Linked DNA regions of Homo sapiens: region 1 is linked to region 2. Evidence: chromatin loops called from intact Hi-C (ENCODE). Cell type or tissue: A673. All regions are shown on one strand. Each heading gives the region's core, and the rest is flanking DNA. Links, peaks and the distances in the headings are about the cores only.

Region 1 (4,403 bases), core at 275-4,274, 190 kb before region 2:
AGGAAGTTAACGGCTACATGCTCTATGATTCATTTTTATGAAATCCGGAAAAAGGTAAATTTACAGAAAAAATGGATCAGTAGTTTCTGTGGGGCTGAGGGCAAAAAAAGGGTTTGACTACAAGGGAGAAATAGGAGAAAACGTTTTCAAGCTATGAAGCTTTTCTGTGCCTCAGTTATGGTGAAATTTACATGATGGTATACATTCTTCAAGACACACAGGATTGTATACCAAATATGGTGAACTTTATAGTATATAAACATGTAAGTGAATGCAAAAAGAAATTAGGATCAAAATTAGAATGACTTTTAAAAAAACAGCAAATGATGAAGACAGGGAAAGAACATCCAACATAGATAGAATGATATTTTACATGAAAGAAAAACCAAAGCAAGGGAATGGAACAATTATTAAAAACTATATTTCAAGATATTCCTGAAATCTTAAAAAAATTAAGATTTGAAACTGCGTATTAATGAGGTAAACAACATAACTGGGAAAAAATTTAAAGCATAGTAGCCAATACTGACATATTCTATTAATAGTAAGATTATTAGACTTAAAAAATCCCTTGCACAGGCCAGGCTCAGTGGCTCACACCTGTAATCCCAACACTTTCGGGGGCTGAAGCCAATGAATCACGAGGTCAGGAGTTGGAGACCAACCGGGCCAACATGGTGAAGCCCTGTCTCTACTAAAAATATAAAAATTAGCCAAGTGTGGTGGCACACGCCTGTAATCCCAGCTACTTAGAAGGCTGAGACAGGAGAATCATTTGAACCCGGGAGGCGGAGGTTGCAGTGAGCCGAGATCGTGCCACTGCGCTCCACCCTAGGACAGAGCGAGACTCTGTCTTTAAAAAAAAAAAAAAATCCCTTGCACATAAAAAAAAAAACCGAATAACTTATATAATAGAAGAAAGAAAAATCTGATTGTCTTCAGATATTATATAGCAATTTTTAGACCAAAAGGAAATTTTATATATAAATACATCTCGACACATTGATATAAATAAATAATTGAATAAATAAACAAATGAAAGAGAAGAGACAAGTCTTCCTTACGGAAGAATTCCTAATAATTTATGTAGCTCTTACCCTATAGGAGATAAAGTTCAATTTTCCCTGCTCCTTGAGTGTGGGCTGAACTTAATGAGTTGCTTCTAAGGAATACGGAAAGATGGAGGAAAAAGTAATTTTATAGTAGAGACTCCTGGGAAAAACTGCCTTGGCCAAATGAATAAGGTTAATATCATCAGCTATGAGTCATGGTGATAGCATTGTTTTCCCTGATGTGATATGAAAAGGTCATTGCTCCTGTGGGGTCTTCCGTTCAAACCCATGATCCAGACTGATTATGAGAAAACATAAGACAAATACAAATTGAGGGACATTTCACAAAATACCTGATGAGTACTCCTCAAAACTATGAAGTCATGAAAAATAAGCAAACACTGAGAAATTGTCATAGACCAGAGAAGTCTAAACAGATGTGACAAATAGAAACAATGGGTCATCCTAGATTAAATTCTAGAATTGAACAAGGCCATGACTGGAAAAAATATTGAAATTTTTGAAAAAGTCTGGAGTTTAGTTAACAGTAATATACTAATGTTGGTTTCTTATTTTTGGCAAATGTATTATGGTTATGCAATATGTTAACAATAGGGGAAATGGGTGAAAGTAATACAGAAATTCTCTATACCATCTGTGCAATTTTTCTGAAAATCTAAATATTATTTCAAAATAAAAAGTTTATTTTTACAAAATGGGGAGCAAATGGAGAGAACGCATGCAAAACATTTTAAACTGTTTTCAATACTCACACTGCTGGATGTATTGGTATGTAATTCTAAAAATGTCTTCTGTGTAATGTGTGATAAAGCAGGTGAAAAAACAATACAATTCTGTTGTCTCCAGTGTATATGAGAAGCAGGAATCTTAGTGTGAAGAAAAGAAGATATAGATATAAGATAAAAAGGTTGATAAACTCATTTGAATTGGAAATAGTATGAATTCAAGAGATATGAGTGATAATAGTCATCACTTCCTATTTACAATTTCAACAGGAAATTGTTTTGTGATTCATTATTTATGATAACCCTTTCCATTGTGCTTGGTCATTTCACCTTCATCATGTTAAGGAATCTATTCATGTTTCCTCAGATTTACATACATTAGGACCAGCTATTAATTTTATCATGCCTTTTCCTTAATTGGTTCATTCATATGGTTCTTCTCCATTAATTCCTTTTCTTTTTTTTTTTTTGTTTGTGCTCTGCTAAATCTATAAATTTTTTGATGTAATAAACTATATTGATATATATTCTGGTACTGAGTCACTATGGCATGCCTGCCTGCTCAAATTGTATTTTCTTTTGATACATTGCTGGATTGCTTCCTAAAAAGAATTGGAATGTTTTTATTGTTTTTCTGTCACTTGGAATAATTTCAATTACAGTAGAATTAATCAGTTTTAAATAACTCATGCTATTGTGATAAAACTCATATTACTATGAATCCATCTGTTGCTGATGCCTTCTCCAGTGATTATTACTAATTAATTTTCCAATTTTTCTCAGCTTTATAAATTAAGGGAAGGTCGTTTTTTTTTTTTGCAGCTATGGTGATTTTTTTTCCAGTAATTACTTGTTTTTTTTTTTTAACTTTTATTTTAGGTTCAAGGGTACATGTGCAGGTTTGTTACATAGCTAAACTCATGTCACAAGGGTCTGTTGTACAGATTATTTCATCAGTCAGGTACTAAGCCTAGTACTCAATTGTTATTTTTCTGCTTCTCTCTCTACTTCCACCCTCCACCCTTAAGTAGGCTCCAGTGTCTGTTATTTCCTTCTTTGTGTCCATGAGTTCTCATCATTTAGCTCTCACTTATAAGTGAGTACACACAGCATTTGGTTTTCTGTTTCTGCATTAATTAGCTGAGTATAATGGCCTCCAGCTCTATCCATGTTCCCACAAAAGACATGATCTCATTCTTTTTTATGGCTGCATAGTATTCCATGGTATATATGTACCACATTTTCTGTATCCATTCTGTCACTGGTGGACATTTAGGTTGATTCCATGACTTTGCTATTGTGAATAGTGCTGCAATGAACATTCACATGCATATGTCTTTATGGTAGAATGGTTTATATTCCTCTGGGTGTATACCCAGTTATGGGATTGCTGGGTCAAATAATAGTTCTGTTTTTAGCTCGTTAAGGAATCTCCACACTGATTTCCACAATGGTTGAACTAATGTATACTCCCAACAATGTAGAAGCATTCCCTTTTTTCTGCAACCTCACCAGCATCTGTTATTTTTTTTTTTTTGACTTCTTAATAATAGCCATTCTTACTGGCATGAGATGATATTTCATTGTGGTTTTGATTTGCATTTCTCTAATGATCAGTGATATTAAGCTTTTTTTATATGCTTTTTGGCCACATGTATGTCTTCTTTTGAAAAGTGGTATCTGTTCATATCCTTTGCCCACTTTTTAATGGGGTTATTTGTTTTCCTCTTGTAAATTTAAGTTTCTTATAGATGCTGGATATTAGACCTTTGTCAGATGCATAGTTTGCAAATATTTTCTCTCATTCTGTAGATTGTCTGTTTACTCTGTTGATAGTTTCTTTTGCTGTGCAGAAACTCTTAAGTTTAATTAGATGCCATTTGTCAATTTTTGCTTTTGTCACGTTTGCTGTTGGCATCTTCATCGTGAAATTTTTGCCTGTTCCTATGTCCAGAATGGTATTGACTAGGTTGTCTTCAAGGGTTTTTATAGTTTTGGGTTTAACATTTAAGTCTTTAATCAATCTTGACCTGATGTTTATATATGGTGTAAGAAAGGGGTTCAGTTTCAATCTTCTGGATATGGTTAGCCAGTTATTTCAGCACCATTTTATTAAATAGGGAGTCATTTCCCCATTGCTTGTTTCTGTCAGCTTTGTTGAAGATCAGTTGGTCACAAGTGTGAAACCTTATTTCTGGGCTCTCTATTCTGTTTCATTGGTCTGTGTGTCTGTTTTTGTACCAGTACCATGCCGTTTGAGCCATCTGTGACAAACCCACACTCAACACCATACTGAAAGGGCAAAAGCTGGAAGCATTCCCCTTGAAAACTGGCAGAAGAAAAGGATGCCCTCTCTCACTACCTATTCAGCAGAGTATTGGAAGTCCTGGCCAGAGCAATCAGGCAAGAGAAAGAAATAAAGGGCATACAAATAGGAAGAGAGGAAGTCAAATTATTCCTGTTTGCAGATGACATAATTCTATATCTAGAAAACCCCATAATCTTGGCCCAAAGCTCCTTCAGTTGATAAACAACTTCAGCAAAGTTATAGGATACAGAATCAATGTACAAAAATCACTAGCATTCCTATACACCAACAACAGCA
Region 2 (4,403 bases), core at 184-4,183:
CCTCTGCCTCCCGGGTTCAAGCGATTCTCATGCCTCAGCCTCCAAAGTAGCTGGGATTACAGGTGTGCACCACCATGCTAATTTTTGTATTTTTAGTGGAGACAGACTTTCACCATATTGGCCTGCCTGGTCTCAAACTCCTGGCCTCAAGCGATCCGCCCACCTCGGCCTCCCAAAGTACTAGGAATACAGGCTTGAGCCACCATGCCCAGCCAATAATGGCTATATTCTACAAATGCAGTCACCGTTGAATAACTAAAATATGGAGAATTGAAAGAAGCTATAAACTTATTCATAAATGGCTTTAGATATCACCTTCTAAATCTGCTTCATTATTTGTCACATCAGGGATCTGGTCTTCAACAAGTACAGGAAAGAATCTCTTCTAGCAGTGGGAAGAAAAAGTGCAAACTTTGGACCCATTACATGGTGGAAGCTTCAGAAATCTTTGTGCTATGAATAAGGTGAGCTGTCATTCCACTAATAAGAACTCCAAGACTCTTTCAGTAATCTCATTTTTGTTTGAGGTACCAAACAACACAAAGGAATAACAGTCCTCTAGATACGGTTTGGTAGTGACAGTGAGCACAAAAAGAAATACAGAGTTTAAAAAAAAACTATAATTTGTCTCTTCATTTCCATTTTGATCAAGATCACTGCAGGTTATAAGAAGTCTCTAGAGGCTTGTGGTATGAATAGAAAGTGTGAGAACTGCTGATTTCTGTTAAAGCTGTTGGGGTCTAAGTTGAATGGGGTTGCTGAACTACCACATTACGTCACTTCTGGTTGTATCAAATTTATATTTACTAAGCACCACAAAAATTTCGTGGCAGACTACTTTCACCCACAGTCTAACACAGCAACATGAAAACTGAGAAAAAGATCCATGAACATGTGTAAGAAAATATAAACTGCTTGCTTTTTTACAAATCATTTCTGTCCCCAAACAAGAAAGATTATACAACAAAATAGCTTTTTCTGCTATGATAAAAGCTTTTCCCTCCCCCGCTCTTTTCTTCTCTCCTCTCTCTCTATTTAAAAAAAAAAAAATCTGATTTTATAAAAAACAGATCTGGAATTTGGGTGTCATGAGAAGAAAGAAGACAATAGATACCATAAATTTAAGGGCACTTGAAAAAATGTCTGGTTATAAACAAGTGAAGAATTCTGCTAGGAATCAAGTTGGGCAATTTAGTTCTTTCTTCTGTAAGGCACAAAGAATGTTAGAATTACAAAGGCAATAAATCATCCTTGGAAACTGAACCACAGTAGAATTCCTCCGTAAGTGTACACACAGTAAGCTCCCTTATAGACAGATTTTTTTTTTAACGTTAAAACTGCTGAAGGTCTTTTGTTAGTTAGTTTGTCAGATGGTTGGTGGGTGATTAAGTGAGTTATATGCTAAATAATGATCTTGAGTCACAACAAACTTTGACAGGCTTTCCCAGTAATCAATAATCAAATATTAAAATGCTTCAACAAACATTTATGCATTGTATACATGAAATACATTGCTACTAATTTTGTAAATAGTGAATTATCTTCTAGAGTGATTAGAATAAGAAAAGATGTATCTTATATTTACCTTCATTTTTACCATTTTCAACATTTCTTTCTGTGTGTAGATCCAGGTTTCTGTCTGATGTATTTCTTTTGCCTAAAGAACTTCCTTTAAGTTCTCTTATAGTGAAAGTTGGCTGATAATAAATTCTCTTTGTTTTTCTTACGTGTAAAGTCCTCATTCTTTATTTTTTCAGTAGTATATTAACTGGGCATTGATTTCTGGAGATGACCACATCTGGCTAATTTTTTTCAATTTTTTGTAGAGACTGGATCTTGCTATATTGCCTAGACTGATCTCAAACTCCTGGGGCTTAAGCAATCCTCCCACCTCAGCCTCTCACAGTGCTGCGATTAAGGGTGTGAGCCGTGGTGCTTGGTTGTGGCTTGGATAGCTTCTAATAAGAAGTCTGTTGCAATTCTTATTTTTGTTTCTCCATGTGTATGTCTTTTTACTTCTGGCTGCTTCAAGATTTTATCTTTATCTTTGGTTTTCAACAGTTTGAATACAATGTCACTAGGCCCTTCCTTCCTTCCTTCCTTCCTTCCTTCCTTCCTTCCTTCCTTTCCTTCCTCCCTTCCTCCCTCCTCCCTTCCTTCTTTCCTTCCTTCCTTTCTTCTTTCCTTCGTAATATTTATTCTTCTGAATGCTCTGAGCTTCTTGGATCTGTTATTTGAAGTCTTTTGTGACTTGGGGGAAACACTCAGCCATTATCTTTTCAAATATTTATTTGTTCTCTCCATTCTCTCTCTTTTCTCCTTCTGGGATTCCAGTTGCTCATATATTAGACCATATGACATTGCCCCACAGTTTTTGAATTCTCTGGCAGTTTTTTTTTTCTTTACTTTTTGTTTGAATCATTTCTTTTGATTGATCTTTACTTTTGTTACTACATATTTTTTGTTTCTGGCCATTTCTATATCATTCTCTCTTACAGTTTCCATTTCTCTGACAAAAATCCCTATATTTTCTTGAATGTTATCCACCTTTTACACTAGAATCTTTAACTATATTTTTATAGTTTGTTTGTTTTTAAATTCTCTACCTGAAGGCTCTAATGTCTTGGGCACATGTGAGTCTGGTTCTCTTGATTGCATTGTTTTTTGACAGAAAGTTGCTTTGTCTTGCATTTTTGTATGTCTCATAATTTTTGGTTGAATACTGAGGTATATAGTATTTATATCCAGAATTAGGCACACTCCTTTTATACTACACATTTAATGCAAGGAATTGACTCAGATAATGGGGTTTGGGTTGTGTTAGTGCTATATTTACCCCTAGCACACCACTGGCCTCAGATTTCTCTAGCATTATCTTGTGCTTTGGGTAGGGATTGGGTTTTCGGAGAATGTTTTTAATGTTCTTTTCAACCCTTGACTTTAGTCTTTTTCTGTGAGTCTAAACCTCAGAGAAGGTTTCCCTTCATCTTCTTTACTCTTTCCCATTGATAGACTGACACAACTTATTCAGTGCTAGCTAGCGTGGTAGTAGTAGGTGGAAACATTCTGTTTCTTTCTTTATCCTCAGTCTTGGTCAAGACCTGTCTTTTTGTGTCTCACAGGTATGTCTTCCTCAATGATTCTGCCTCTTGACCAGCAGTAGTAAACTGCTAATGGTCTTGGCTAAAAGCAATTTTCTGTCCTTCCCTCAAAGATAGAAGATCTTTTTTTCTATTTCTTCTCCTAGCTCCAATGGGTCTTCACCTACATCTGAGACAGTATTTGTTGTCCTGCCCCTAGTGGCTTAAAGTGTTTGTTTCACAGAAAAGATAGGAAGAAGGATGCAGGCAGGGCTTTCTTTATCTCCCATTGCTGTTACTCTACTCAGTATCGCATTGCAAAGGAGTTCTCTTTGGTCTACTGCCTTGATCTCAGTCATTCTCATGAGCAATCAATGAGGTCCATAGAGAAGAGCCTGCCAGTGAGTACAAACTGCCTTTCTATTTGCTATTCTTAGGTATTCTATGTTAGAAGTCAGTAAACTATGGCTTGTTAGACCAATCATCTGTTTTTGCAAATAAATTTTCAGTGAAAACTTATGACAGCTACACCTAGTTATTTGCATAATGGCTATAGCTGCTTTTGTATTGTAACCACAGAGTTGAGTACTTGCCATAAGATACCCCATAGCCCACAAAGCCTAAAATATTTACTATTACTATCTGGCCTTTCAGGAATAAGTTTGCCAATCCTTGTCTTACACTTACCCTACAGTTAGGCTCTAGGAATTTATTAAAAATTTAGGTAATTTCTTTCATTTTTTTAATTTAGAAACAAATTTTATTGAAGATATGAAATACAATTCCTAAGATGTCAACTTTTCCAGAAAATTATGGCTACACAGTAATGCATTGCCTCTATCATGTTAGAATGTTCATTAGACTCAAATACAAAAACTGTGAAACAAACCACCATCCTTAAAAATTTGAGCAAAGATAGAATACCTTAGGGACAACATAGATGGACTTGCAGAGGATGGGCTATTTTACTTCAAAGCAACATTAAAAGAAACAAAGAGCACAAATGCTTGGGTTTTCAGGCATACGCATTGCCCACTTGTCTGGTGGTCTCCTTGTTTTCCCATGCTTTACCCCAGGTGAGCTCACTTACTCATCTCTTAATGAAGCCACCTGTCTCTTCTTAGTTTTCAGGTAGTTTGTTGCCCTTATTAACTCAACTCTCTGATGCATTCAAGAAAAGTTACTATATCTATAGTTCTCAGAGGTCAGGAAAAAAAAAGAAAGAGTTACGATTCTGTATAGTTGCTGGCATTTGTGGATTTTTTTTTTATTGGTGTTGGTTTAGGAGTGATGCTTTTTCCAATTTTCAACATTCTCAGAGAA

Evidence for each region. Hi-C counts contacts between places; a loop is a spot of excess contacts. Peaks named below come from ENCODE experiments on the same cell type or tissue, not always from the same donor. Only the 100,000 strongest peaks of a DNase experiment are listed, where the experiment ranks them.
Region 1: it touches region 2 in a loop (8-fold over the local background); 1 of 110 quality-filtered maps calls a loop at or near these places.

What each region holds. Positions count from the first base shown.
Region 1 is chr3:151,763,549-151,767,951 of GRCh38, reverse strand. The region is part of intron 2 of AADACL2-AS1 (AADACL2 antisense RNA 1); the gene reads left to right. Among named protein-coding and RNA genes, the nearest start is that of AADACL2, 32 kb to the right of the region's middle. In A673, for the core only: no CTCF peak of the experiment used is centred there; a DNase peak (open chromatin) is centred at 2,101; H3K27ac peaks cover 1,541 bases.
Region 2 is chr3:151,577,600-151,582,002 of GRCh38, reverse strand. All of the region lies in intron 1 of LINC02066 (long intergenic non-protein coding RNA 2066), which reads right to left. It also overlaps a transcript of IGSF10 not described here. Among named protein-coding and RNA genes, the nearest start is that of MIR5186, 14 kb to the right of the region's middle. RefSeq lists a silencer at 1,825-2,025. In A673, for the core only: no CTCF peak of the experiment used is centred there; DNase peaks (open chromatin) are centred at 732, 1,242, 2,062 and 2,222; H3K4me3 peaks cover 424 bases; H3K27ac peaks cover 3,542 bases.